2 separate regions of the Homo sapiens genome follow, and region 2 is linked to region 1. The links are chromatin contacts, found by Hi-C or POLR2A ChIA-PET in ENCODE. All regions are on one chromosome and are shown on one strand. The core of a region is the stretch at or near the end of the contact, and the rest is flanking DNA. Distances in the headings are between cores, read along the strand shown. Region 1 overlaps CSRP3-AS1 (CSRP3 and E2F8 antisense RNA 1). Region 2 has its middle 13 kb from the start of NAV2.

What was found. A loop is a pair of places that touch in the nucleus more often than their neighbours do. ChIA-PET counts read pairs that join two places held with the same protein, here RNA polymerase II (POLR2A).
Region 2: a map of gastrocnemius medialis shows a loop between it and region 1 (2.4-fold over the local background). The contact joins two enhancer-like sites. A Hi-C loop is called at or near these places in 1 of 168 maps with a recorded cell type or tissue (gastrocnemius medialis). POLR2A ChIA-PET finds 5 or more read pairs at or near these places in 1 of 52 experiments (naive thymus-derived CD4-positive, alpha-beta T cell).

What each region holds. Positions count from the first base shown.
Region 1 is chr11:19,215,148-19,221,677 of GRCh38, forward strand. All of the region lies in intron 1 of CSRP3-AS1 (CSRP3 and E2F8 antisense RNA 1), which reads left to right. Among named protein-coding and RNA genes, the nearest start is that of CSRP3, 16 kb to the left of the region's middle. Within about 2 kb of position 4,089, at least 5 of the 41 ENCODE cell types and tissues checked have a DNase peak (open chromatin) inside an H3K27ac peak, as active enhancers do; they include gastrocnemius medialis, where a contact is called at or near this core.
Region 2 is chr11:19,696,468-19,703,338 of GRCh38, forward strand. It overlaps a transcript of NAV2 not described here. Among named protein-coding and RNA genes, the nearest start is that of NAV2, 13 kb to the right of the region's middle. RefSeq lists a silencer at 1,266-1,429 and enhancers at 4,619-5,133, 6,541-6,871. Within about 2 kb of position 1,609, at least 7 of the 41 ENCODE cell types and tissues checked have a DNase peak (open chromatin) inside an H3K27ac peak, as active enhancers do; they include gastrocnemius medialis, where a contact is called at or near this core.

The DNA.
Region 1 (6,530 bases), core at 2,839-5,338:
TGAGTTGAGCTCCCGCCACTGCACTCCAGCCAGGGCGACAGAGCAAAACTGTCAAAAAAAAAAAAAAAAAAAAAAAAGTCATCACTTTATCCTAACAAGTAAAAAGCTGAACAAACTGAAAACTAACAGCTCTTCTTAGCTCCATGAAATAATTGAAATCACAGGACAAACCGCTCTCCCCAATTTGGGCAGAGAATGGATCAAAGAACCCACAATTTACTGGAGCAGAAATCTCAGTGGGAACTAGTGTTGAGTTAATTTAACCAGTACATTATAGCTGGCTTTAAACAAAAAATTACAAGAACATGCTAATAAGCAAGAAACAGAGTTTGAAGAGACAGAGCAAGCATCAGTATCAGACTCAGAAATGACAGGGATGTTTGAATTATTAGAACAGGAATTTTAAACAATTATGATTAATATATTAAGGAGTCTAGTGGAAAAAGTACACACTATGCAAGAACAGATAGGTCATGTAAGCAGAGAGATGAAAATATTAAGAAAGAATATAAAATAAATGTTAGAAATCAACTCTGTAATCAAAATGAAGGACTTTGATGGGCTTACTAGCCAACTGGACACAGCTGATGAAAGGATCAGTGAGCTTGAGGCTATGTCAATAGAAACTTCCCAAACTGAAAAGCAAAGGAAAAAAAGACTTATGATAAGTGGAACATAATATCCAAGAACTGTAGGACAATTATAAAAGATTTAAAGAACATACAATGAGAACACCAGATGAAGAGAGAAAAAGAAACAGAGGAAATTCTTGAAGCAGTAAAGACTGAAAAGTTCCCAAAATTAATGTCAGACACCAAACTACAAATACAGGAAGCTCAGAGAACACCAAGCAGGATAAAGGGCTGTTATTTGGTTTGTTTCCAGTTTGGGGGCAATTATGAATAAATATGCTACAAATATTAATATACAGCATTGTTTTTTGTACACATAACTCTTCATTTTTGAAGGTAAATATCTGAGTGGAATTTCTGGGTCATATGGTAAGTCTATGTGCAAGTTCATAAGAAACTCCCGAATCATGTTTCAAAGTGCCTGTGGGTTCCCACTAACCACGTCCAGTTGCTCTGCATCTTCACCAGCGTTTGCTGTGATCAATCTCATTTTGCTGTTTCTTAAGTTTTAGCCATTTTAACAGATGTGTAGTGGTATTTCAGTGTGATGTTAATTTGCATTTCTCTAATAAATAAATAATGATGGTGAGCTTTTTTTTTTTTTTTTTTTTTTTAGACGGAGTCTCTCTGTCACCAGGCTGGAGTGCAGTGGCGCTATCCCAGCTCACTGCAACCTCTGACTCCCTGGTTCAAGTGATTCTTCTGCCTCAGCCTCCCAAGTAGCTGGGATTACAGGCATACACCACCACGTACAGCTAATTTTTGTATTTTTAGTAGAGACAGGGTTTCACCGTGTTAGCCAGGATGGTCTTGATCTCCTGAACTTGTGATCGGCCTGCTTCAGCCTCCAAAGTGCTAGGATTACCGGCGTGAGCCACAGCGCCCGGCTGATGTTGAGCATTTTTTAACGTGCTTTTTTGCTAACTATACATCTTGTTCAGTGAAGTGACTATTCAAATCTTTTATCCATCTAAAAATTGGATTGTTTTCTTATTGTAGAGTTTTGAGAGTTTGTTGTATGTTCTGGAAACAAGTCAAAGGTGCTGTTAAAATAATCCGGAGAATGTTGACTTTTGTTTATTTTGGTAGGCAACCAGGCTGGTTAAGTTCATACCACAAGTTGTGTCTTGCCTTCTGAGGGTGGTGGTTCCAATGTCAAAGCCAAGAGGTAAAGAAGGAAAGAAAAACCCAGTAAGCTCCCTGGCATACAAGCTATTCTTCTCTCAGGTAATAGTGTTTGTATTCTGCCCAGAGATTTTAGTTATAATCAGTGGAGGAGATAGGCTGTAATGGGCTTACTTTGTCGTGTTTAGCACTAGTTCTGTAATGGCAATTTAAATACTGGACAGTGATTTTCCCAGATCATTAGTCATCAAACCTAGCAACAAATCAGAATTACCAGAGACACTTTGTTTGTTTATTTACATAATTTTTTTGAGACAGGATCTTACTCTGTCACCCAGGCTGGAGTGCCGTGGTATAATCATGGCTCACAGTATCCTCTACCTTCTAGGTTTAAGTGATCCTCCCACCTCAGCCTTCTGAGTAGTTGGGATTACAGGCATGCACCACCATGACCAGGTAATTTTTAAAATATTTTTTGTAGAAATGGGTCTCACTATGTTGCTCAGGCTGGTCTCAAATTCCTGGGCTCAAGTGATCTTCCTGCCTCGGACACACAAAATGCTGGCATTACAGGTGTAAGCTACCATGGCTGGCTTCCTGGGAAGCTTGAAATAATATAGATTTAAGGGTTCTACCCTAGACCCATCTCCATTAGAAGCCCAAGAATCTGTCAAAGATGCTTTCTGGTGTTTCTAATACAGCCAACCTGGGACTGATTTGGGGGCCCAAAGTCAGGGTTAAGCTTGGAAGTTTGTGAAGCCCTGGATAAGACGATCTCCAGGGTCCTTTCCAGCCCTGAGATCCTTAGGCTCTATATTATTCAGAATATCCCATTCACAAAGATGCTTGTTAATGAGGTGCCATTCTATTCATTTCTCTCAAAATTTCAGCTGAAGCTGTAGATCACATAGGTCATCTTGACAAAGGTCCCAGAGAAGATTAAAAATATGTAACTGATAGCAAGGTCAAGATATTAAAACCAAAAGGAGAACGGATGGTCTCCCAATCTGTAAGATTAGTTTCATGGAAATAACAACTTCTTGCAATAATAGCGGCAATAAAATTTAAATCTGCCTTATATAGTGTTTGCCAAGAGGAATATCATGTGTGCTCAAGTCCGAAGATTAGTGGTTTCATTAAGAGCCTCCTTTCCTCCCTAGGATCAGCTCTTTCCCATACATTTGATAAAACTCTTTTGGTTGAGCGCAGGTTCTGCTTATGTGCTAGGAATCGCCAGAGAGTTTGAATTTGCTTTTCATAAAAATTTATTTCTAAGGACCTCAGAAATCATCTCCTTGGGATCACTTCTATAAGGATGCAAGAGGAAACCAGCCCTGACAGGTTAAGTGCCTTATTAGCGAGTCTGAACTGGGGCTTGAAGCCAGATTTTGGCTCCTAGGTTGTGCATGTCTTACTTCTCTGAGTTGAGTCAAGTGAGATGTTGGATGCAGAGCCTCTGAGCATGTTAACAACAACAGGTCAGATAGCTGCAGTTGGCAGTGGCTGAGCTCCATGCAAGGCATTTGTAAAGGGTGCTTTGACCTAAAATGTTTCAGCTCCTGGATTTGCAGCTATGAAAATACTGGCAACTAAAATGGCTCAGAACTTGCAAAGTGCCAACTTGCTGGCACATCGTATTCTCTGGGCACTGGGAAGTGGATGGCCCTTGGCTCTCTCTGGAAATTTTTTCGCCCCATTTCCTCTCAAAAGTGCCACATGGTATTGTATAGCCAGGGCTTAATCAGGTGAAGCGGAATCTCTATGAGTTATGAAGTAAATGATTTCTTACAGAAATCAGATCTTACACAATTGTGAGAGAAACTGGGGGAATAAAGGTTGGAAAGGGCTCGTTGGAAGATCGGAGTCGCAAACCGGACAATCTGAGAAGCTGAGCATGTCCAGCCACCACAGAGGGACTGTGCGGGAGGAGCTGGTGGTAGAGGAATATATAGGGGGTTGGTGCCTCTGTGGGTCTGCATGGAAGCTTCTGGTGACAGGGCTGGAGCAGCTGCTCTTCAGCAGGACCCGCCCTCAGGAGGAGGCTGTGGACAAAACCTGGAGGACAGCCAGGCAGCTGGAGTCAGGGACACTTTTGTGTCGTCATTGCATCACATTGCCCTGGCCTTCTGAGAGGAATGGTGGTTGTTTCCTTTCTCCCTCCAACATGGTGTGCAAACTCCTCTTTGGTGCTCAAAATCACAACCATAACATGAAGGGGTTTTCGTGAAATGTTCTGGCTTAAGCAACTTGATACGGAATAAATCACCTCAAGTTTAGAGCCTGAAATAGCAACAGCGGCCACGCCTTGGGACTAATGCCATGGAAGCACTGTTCTCATTTGCCATGAACAATCTGGAATCAGCCTGCCTCACCACAGTCTGAACACGCATGACGATGCCAGGCGGCCCAAGCTCTGGAGTGCGGGCCTCAGCTCCAGGCACAGCTGCACGCACACGCTGGCGCTGCACAGGGTCTGTCCCTCAAGCTTTCTGAAATTAACTTCCTCAAAATGGGGCCAATAATAACTACCTCGCAATACTCTTTGGAAGTAGATATAATAGTAGATGCTCAATAAAAATTATTCCTTTTCTCTCCCAAGTGCCACTTGTTCCCCTGGGTCATATAGGACCTGTCCTCTTTCTCAGAATGTCTCCAGGTAGAAATGACTTTATCAAACTCCAACTTGTTCAACCCGCCTTATTTTGCTGTTGTTCTGTTTTGTTTAGTTTTAGGCTTTGAGCAGCCTGAAGCTATGGTTTTTAGTTTCTGTCTCTAGTGATAAGCAGAAAAGAGGGGTGAGAAAGGGGCTTTACTGGTTCAACTAGAAATAGAAACTAAGAGCCCATGAGTGTATTCTCTCCCTTGGACGCCGCTGGAAGTGTTGAATTTTGATAATGAATATAGGTATGTAATTTATATTTAGCATTCCTGGCATTTCATCGTGGTCCTAGTTGCAAGTATTGACAAGTTCCAGTTTGTTGGATAGTGATAAAAAACACTGATTGGCATGGGAAACATCTGCCATCAATTCATAGCCTTTTCCTGCAGGAGAGGGATGGAGCCCTTCTTAGGCAGTTAGACCAAAATCTATTGACTTGGACATGCAAGATCTATTGGTTTAGAAAAGTGAGTTTGGTAACATGAGTTCCCTGGGGATCCTTCAATTTTCCTGGGTCAGAAGAGATAAATTACAATTCCATAAAGGTATTTTGCCATATAGGAGGGAAGCAAACATATATATGTACTCATGAATCTTTACATATAAATACATATCTGTACATATTCATATAAAGCAAAAGAGATGCTACATATAATATTTTTAGATATATGTACTTAAAGTCATATAAAAACATATATACATATACATGTCTATCTGAGATATAAATAATACATAAGGTAGGATAGAGGGGCAAGACAAGTAGAAGCTGATATCAAAGTTGGAGACAGACAACCACAAAAAAAAAAAAAGAACTTGAAAAGGAAAATATTCTGGAGCCATTAATTTGAAAAAGATGTGGACCTATACATTTATTAGCCCCTGAAGGCATTACGGTATCATAGGTGGCTTAAACTGTGTTTGTTGAATTTGAATTTAACAAAGCAACAGTGCTCATGAATTTCTGAAATGTGAAGAAAAGTTTAAATTATAGTCAAAGTACAGTGCTCTATTTAGGAAATGGGGAGCTATATTATCATTTTAGAAAGATTTTAATTCATAGTAACAAAATTGTTCTTATTCACGATGAACTTCTAGAAGATTCACACATAGAGGATATTTTTATGAAACAAAATAGGATAATATAGGCATTGTTTTGCATGACACAGTGCTGAGCATATGGTAAAAACTAGTAAATACTTGAAAAAGAATTCAGTATATACAGGGCCTTTTAAAAATGCACTTGATTACTTGACTGCTGGAGGACACGATAATATATTCCTTACCTACATTTTTCTACAAAATGTTGACAATCATAACAAGTCCTCATTTAGCCGCTGATTTGATTGAGCAAGTCACTGGCCTGTGTTCACTCAAATGGGAGACTAAAATGTAAAACTACTTCCTAAAAAGTTGACTAAGAAATTGATACCTTTTGTCAACCTAAAATAATAACACATTTCCTTTGAGCTTATCTCTTATTTTAAGCCCTCAAGATATGAAAACTACTACTGATAAGTACTGTAAAGAATCTGCAGTCAACTCACATTCTTTTATATAATTAGTAGGATTGCTCAGGCAGCTTATCTGCTTTAAGTTCTGAAAATCTCTTTATCCTTTATCTTCAGAAACACTAATCACTTGGGAAGGACAAGACTGAGAGAACTTGCTTTAAAGTCGATTAACAAATTTTTTTTTCATCAAATTCTATTGCTTGAGTTTCCTGGGTTTCTTGAATCTATTAGTTCAACTACTTCCCTTTCTGGTATCTGAAATTGTACTTTACATCCACTTGAGCATAGGTGAGTTGCTTGCATTTCCTGGCGAGATAAGCATTTCTGAAGGCCTTTTCTATTCATTCTTTGGCTGACTTTTGCCAGGCCCAGGGAACAGGGAACAACTAGTCTGAGAACTAGGAAGCCTTTGCTCTGGGTTTCCTTCTGTGATCTGGTAAGAGCCCTTTGGCTACCAGCCACAGAAATGACTGGCAACATTAAGCAAAAGAAACTCTTGGAAGGATAGCAAAGGCCCAGACTCAGCGGATGGCTGAAAATCTGGTTTGAAGATGGGCTGGTGCCATGGCCACTTCAGAGGCTGGGAAGCAGGAGCCTCAGCAA
Region 2 (6,871 bases), core at 359-2,858, 480 kb after region 1:
TATTGTTCCTAGTTTTCCAGGAGTCAGTATTAAATATCAACCGTATTTACTAAGGCAGAGCTTAGTTCAGCTCAGCGTCTCACAGTGGAGTCCTCAGCCAGCATAACATCTTGATGATCAGGATCATGGTTTACTGGTTCTGGTTTGAAATTGGTTCTTGATGATAGTGGCTGGCTGTCTGGCTTCAGAGAAAGGATTGTTTACATTTTAATCTTCCAAATAAATAGAATTATTCATCCACTCAAAAACTATTCCCAAGATGCTGACATTGCAGCAGGCATTGTGCTCTCTAAGCACCAAGGACTTTAAGCACAAAAAGACACCTTCTCCACCCTCTTGGAGATGATAGTTTGATTCAGTGGTTCCTAACCCTGGGCTGCACGGTAGAATCACCTAGGGAGCTTCTTATAAGTAGTGTTAAGATATGATTTTCCTCTTTAATCCTCACAATAATCCTACAATATAGATAGTGCTGTTGTACACATTTCAAAGACAAGAAAACTGAGGCATAGATTGGTTGAGTCGCTTGCCCGAGGTTACACAGCATTGTGGAACTAGAATAGGACCACAGAAGGTGTGCCTTCAGAGAGCTGTACTTACCTCAGAACTATCCTGGAATACTATGCAGCCATAAAAAAGAACAAAATCATGCCCTTTGCAGCAAATGGGTGGAGCTGGAGGTCATTATCCTAGCAAACTAACGTAAGAATGGAAAACCAAATATCGCATGTTCTCACTTATAAGAGGGAGCTAAGCACTGAATACACATGGTGGTAAAGATGGGAACAATAGACACTAGGGATTGCTAGACAGGAGAGGGAGGGAGGTGGGCATGGGCTGAAGAAACACCTGTTGGGTTCTATGCTTTTGGCCTGGATGATGGGATCGTTGAGACCCCAAGCCTCTGTGTCACACAATTTACCCATGTAACAAATCTGCACATATATCCTTTAATCTATAATAAAATTTGAAATTTAAAAAAAAAGGAACTGTCCTGCCTCTTCCTGAATAGGGCAATGCAGGAAGAGACAAGATAGTTCTTTTTTTTTTTTATTTCAGATTTTATTATAGAGGAAAGATTAAAGGGCATGGCATGTCTGGAGATGGCTGGTGCAGGTGGCAAAAGAAAAACTAGGGAGGGAGGCAAGGATGGGGCAGGAGGGGTCTTGGGGACCCCGACTGGGACACTGGGTTTTAGTTAGGTGATTGGAATAGTTACCACCTGTAACAACTAGACTGTGAAGGCATTTGCTGGGAGGGGCTTAGCATACATTTCTACACAACAAAAAGTAGGTCATTGTCTTCAGAAGAGAGCAGGGAAGGTGCAGATGCTTGTGATGGCAATTGGCTCTGACAGCAGCTCCGTGCTGAGTGGGGAGGAATGTGAGAAGGGCCTCCTGCTCCTTTTTCCCACTGAACTCTTGCTTTGACACGTTATCGTAACGCTGGGGTCAGTCCTAGAGCAGCTGGCTCTGTGCCTCCTTCCCTGGAAGCTGCCTTGCCTACCCAGCACTTGTGCCCACTCAGATCATCAAGCCCACCAGAATCTTCACTACACTGTTGCTCAGAACCCACTCATCACAGCACAGGGCTGAGTGCTGATGGGGCTGCCATGGAGGAGCTGCAAACCCACTTCCCTGCTCATTGTGTAATCCAGGAGAGAACGGGGTGTAATCGTTACACACATGAGCCAGGGTTTGAATTCCAACTCCATCATTTACCACGTGACTCTGAGCAAGCCCCTTGACCTCTAGGAAGCTCACTTTTCTCATCTGTAAAATGAGGTGGCCATCCCTACTTTGCAGCTTTGTTTTAAGCATTGGGGATATAATTCACAAGGGACCTAGTAAATGTGTCGGAGGCCCTCAGTAAATGGCAGCTGTTATTATGCCTGCTTAACTGCCATTACTGAATTCTAGATCCCCGTGGGCCCAGAGAGCCCTGGTGGAGAGCCATTGAATAAACCCCTTATTTTGCAGATGAGAAAGCTAAGCTTGAAAAGGGCAGTGGCTTTCCCAAGGTCACCCGGACTGTGAAGAGCACAACCAGGAGCAGGAGCTACCTGTGAGAGGCCTCCTGGCTCCAACCACAGAGCAGAGGTGAAAAGTTCAGCTCCAGCTTGGCCACGGCCACCCATAGCCTTTGCTCTGATTTCCTCTCTCCACAATGGCACAGACACAACCTTTCTGGAAGGGTTTGTGTGGACGAGTAAGCTGTCATTCCAAAGTGCTGAAAAGTACTCCACAGGTGCCAAATCATGACTCTCCATGGATTTCAACACCTCGGTTGGCATGCCTTCCCACCAGATGCAAGCTTCATGTGGACAGTGCTCACGTGTGTGTGTGCATGTGAGAGAGAGAGAGTGTGTGTGTATGTGTGTGTGTAGGCGGGTAAGAAAAAGGAGAAGGAGGGAGAAGACCACTTAGAGGATTCCAGACATTCTGAAGTCCTTTTCCATACCTGAACTCCAGGACATTATGACTTAGCCCCCTGCCTTATGAAGAAGACCACTGCTAGCTACTTTTGCAGTTGTTCCAGATCCTACTTCCAGCCACCTGCTAGAGAAAGGCGTGAAGAAGGGCAACTGGCCTAGGGCCCCCACTCTGTGGCCCACAGTGAATCAGTAACACTGTTGCTGAAATCTTCAGCAAACAAGAAGCACAGTCAGGAATTCTGTGCCAGGTTGCTGATGTCAAATGGAGTGTCTTAGCAAAGCATGGAGTTTAGAATCAGACAATTAAGAATTTGAATGCTGGTTCTTCCTAGCTCTGTGACCTTGGGCAAATTACCACTTGTGTACCTGTTTCTTCGTCTGTAAAAGAGGGGAAAATATTACTTCCAAGCATTGTTTGAAGCAATTAAATGGGATGAAGACCCTGGTGCATAACTGTTTAGTTCTTACCCCAAATGCTGCCACCAGCCTCAGTGGCTTCCTGTGCCTGGGTTACCATAGCACCTGAGCTGATCCTGGTATCCCCTTGATTTTACTTATGGATTTTGAAGAGTCAGAAAGATACCAGTATGAAGAGGTGGTCACTGAAAGCAAAGCCTGTTTTCCAAGAAAAGGCATCTCACTTGGAGATGATTGCCTTGGGCACCTCGTATATTTGGGGCAAAGGCAGCTATTGGTGATGAGGGGTAGGGATCTGCTTTTATCCCATATGTGATACTCCATAGTAGAAGAGTAGTGCAGCACCTTGAATAGACGACTTTGAGATAACAGACATTCATAGCCTTACCATGCATTTCCTTGTGAACCAAGTTAGTTAGGCAAGAGGTCAGATGTGGACAGATGTGATCCAGGACTGCAATGAGAAAAGTTGAGCCCCTCTGTGCCTCTCCTGGCCTGCAAAACTGCAAGTAAAGTGTCTACAGGGAGCTTCCATCACACACTCTCTAGCTTCCTTTTCCTGCCTGGTCCATTGTGGATGCCCCAGCTCTGCACATACAGATCCCTTACCCAAGATGCTGGAGGATCCCCGTGAGCCAGAGGGACAGGGATCCCCAATGGGCTCATAGCCTCAGATTCTGGGCCTTCACTTAGTGTCGTAGCAATGGAAATTTCCACACATTCAGATATATCCATGGCAAGGGATCATGCAGTGGCCCTAAGGTAGGTGGGAGAGGAACTGTGGCTTGAATACTTAATGTGTTCCAGGAAATATGGTAATCATAATAATAGTGGTGGCCATGTGTTAGTCACTGGTTTAGTGTTTTACCTATATTCATTTAATCATTCCAACAACCCTATGAGGGAGGGACTGTTATAAACTCTATTTTACAGATGAGAAACCTGAGGCACAGAGAGATTAAGTAACTTGTCCAAAGTAACACTGCCAGTAAGTGGCACAGTTCGGACCCATGCAGTCACACGTATGCAATCAAATTCCAAAATCATCCTTTTAACCAGTAAGCTCCACTGCCTCTCTTTAATCTTCCCCCTAAATCCAGGAGGTGGGCCTTATTACCAGCAGAGGTAAGAAACTGAGGCTCAGAGTGGTTAAGTGACTGGGCCAAGATCACACAACCAATTAAGCGCAAACATCTGTGAGACTCTACTTCACTAAATAGCTTCCAAAAGAGCAACCGAAACCCTGACATTATCTCTTACTCTACACAGAGAAGTGTGGGGTTGGGGACCCAGATTTTTACCCCTCAATGCCCAGACCTCCACCCGAAGCACACTGGCAGGCAGAAGCAAAAGCCCTATTCTTGCCTGGTCATCCTCTTTGCCTTTCAGATCCTGGCCCCAAACATCTAAAGGGGTCTAAGATGTCTTACCTGCTAACATAGCACTTGCCTCACTTAGTAATTATACATTCACTGATGTGGTTATGTAATTACAATTTCCCTGATTGGAAGCTCCACGAGAAAAGAATTTTGATTCTTACTAACATTTTATCACCAGTGACTGGCATGTTGCCCAGCATTTGGTAGCAACATAAAACGCTATTAGAATGAATGAATGAGTGTAGCAGCTATAAGGTTCTAGACTTACACCTGGCCCTCTGTCTCCATTATCTCAAATCCTCACAAGAACTTTGTGAAATAGTCGTCATCATTCCTATTTTACTGTTGAAGAAACTGAGGATCAGAGAAGTGAGGGGACCTTTGCCTCAATCAGTCAATAAGAAATGAAGCCAGGCACCACAGTGAAGTCTGCCAGATCCAGCCTCCGTGTTCCCCTTTTTCACCCCACTTAGAAAGGAACCTGATAATAAACTATCTAAGGGGTTGGGGGTTGGTGGGGGGTCTGCCAGAGTTTCTCCTGTAGGGAAACCAGAAGAAAATGGGGTCGTGGAGATCAAAGGCAAGGAAAGTGCTCAAATGGCCACGGTCATGGGAGGGGATTCTAGAAGACTGCCTTTGATAACTCAGCAGGAAATCAGCTTTGTCGGCCAGCCGCCTTTGAAAACTGGATTCTGCATACTCAAATCAGCCCTTTGTGGTACCCCTTGGGAAGGATAAGACCCTAACAAGCAAATGATTCTGAATGGGAGTTAATTCAACATTCTGATGTTTTTTGAAAAGATGGACTTTGTGGAAATGAAGCCAGGATGATGATGATGCTTAGTAGTTTTCACTGCAACCTCAGGGAGACTAACTTTGTTTGGTTCGTATTTGAGGCACTTCCAGACTGCCTTGAAAAGGAAATTCTGATAAATGTGTGTGAATGTCTAAAATTCTTGTGCAATGTGGAGCTTCAAGAAAGTTGCCAGGCAAATTTTTGGAAAACAATTTAATAGTGTCTTGCCCCACTGTTTATAAAACAATATCTTTCTAAGCCAAAAAATAAAAGACAATTCCTGTGTATTTTGTTTTTTTCCACCCGTGAAGCTCTGAGGTTTTATTTGCCTTGGATTTGGAGAGGGAACGGAAATCAATGCAGCTGTTTATGGTCTCAAATCTTCACACAACTTCAAATGCTCTCAGGGCCCAAAAGATCCTCATGGGTGTCTCTGTTTTGTTGACAGCTTTTAGACCATCCTTGAGCTCAGCCAAGGGGTAGCATTAACTAGAATTCCCTTTTACATGTGCCCTGCAGGGTTCATTTCTGGCATCCCACTTTCCTCTCCATCTTCTCTGTTTCTGCAGGAAGAAGATTGTCTTGAGGCCACCAACATCATTAGTTATAGAGGCAAGTTGATAGATCAGTCAGAAAAGAATTGATTTCCTAGTCCTTGTGCTCAGGGGTGGTCTTGGCACTTCTGTAGACAATGATTCTGTGGGATCCGCTTCCCTGGAAGGAAGGGAGAATAGACGGAATTTCTGGGGTAATGGTTTTTAGTTGTGTCAGAAGAGATCCCACTTGTCAGTGACTTTGTTATACAGATAACCTCCCTTTAACTAGAACTGGATTTTCACTTTTTGGTTGCTAACATAGGTTTTGTTTATTAGTTTGGGAGAAGGAGCTCAATTCTCCTGCCTGAAAAAGGAGAGGGCAGAGATGGATGTAAGCTAGTTTTCTGCATTTCCACATCACCAACATTTGCACAGGGCTTGGTTCACAGCAGGGCTTAATAAGTGTCCTCTGAGGCCAAGCACACACACCTGTAATCACAGTACTTTGGGAGGCCAAGGCGGGCAGATTGCTTGAGCCCAGGAGTTAGAGACCAGCCCGGGCAACATGATGGAACCCTGTCTCTATGAAAAATACAAAAATTAGCTGGCACAGTGGTGCATGCCTATAGTCCCAACTACATGGGAGGCTGAGGCAGGAGAATTGCTTGAGTCCGGAAGGAGGAGTTTGCAGTGAGCTGAGATGGTGCCATTGCACTTCAGCCTGAGTGACAGAGCAGGACCCTGTCTCAAAATAATAATAATAATAATAATAATAGTAATAATAATAATAATAATAAGTCCCTTGAATAAATAAAAGGTTAAAACAAATGAGAATATTTATTTGAAAAAAAAGGAAATCCCATGGAAAAGTAAGTTAAAGCCACCCATAATTCCAACTTTTAAAAATAATGGTATAAAATAAGAAATTAATAGTCCCTAATTTACCCCTCAGAAAGAACTGCTGTTAACAATTCGACACGATTCCTTCCTTCTTTTTCCTTCTCTTTATAAACATGTTTATTTATACGTATGTACACACACATAAATATATTAGCAAAATAATTTTAACAGTAGGCTAATATATATAAATAATAAAGAAAATAATATTTTTTTAAATTACAAAATGCATACCAAAGCTCTAATTTTTGTTAAATTATCCACTATTGAGGTTTTTTTAGGCCAACACATCCTTTTATTAGCACAGACCTTCATGAGTTAACTCTGCTCCAAATCCTCCTCTCAGAGTCCTAAACCCTGGGCACTGGGCCTCTTCCTGGAGGTCAGACATTGACCAGCAGCACCTCTTCCA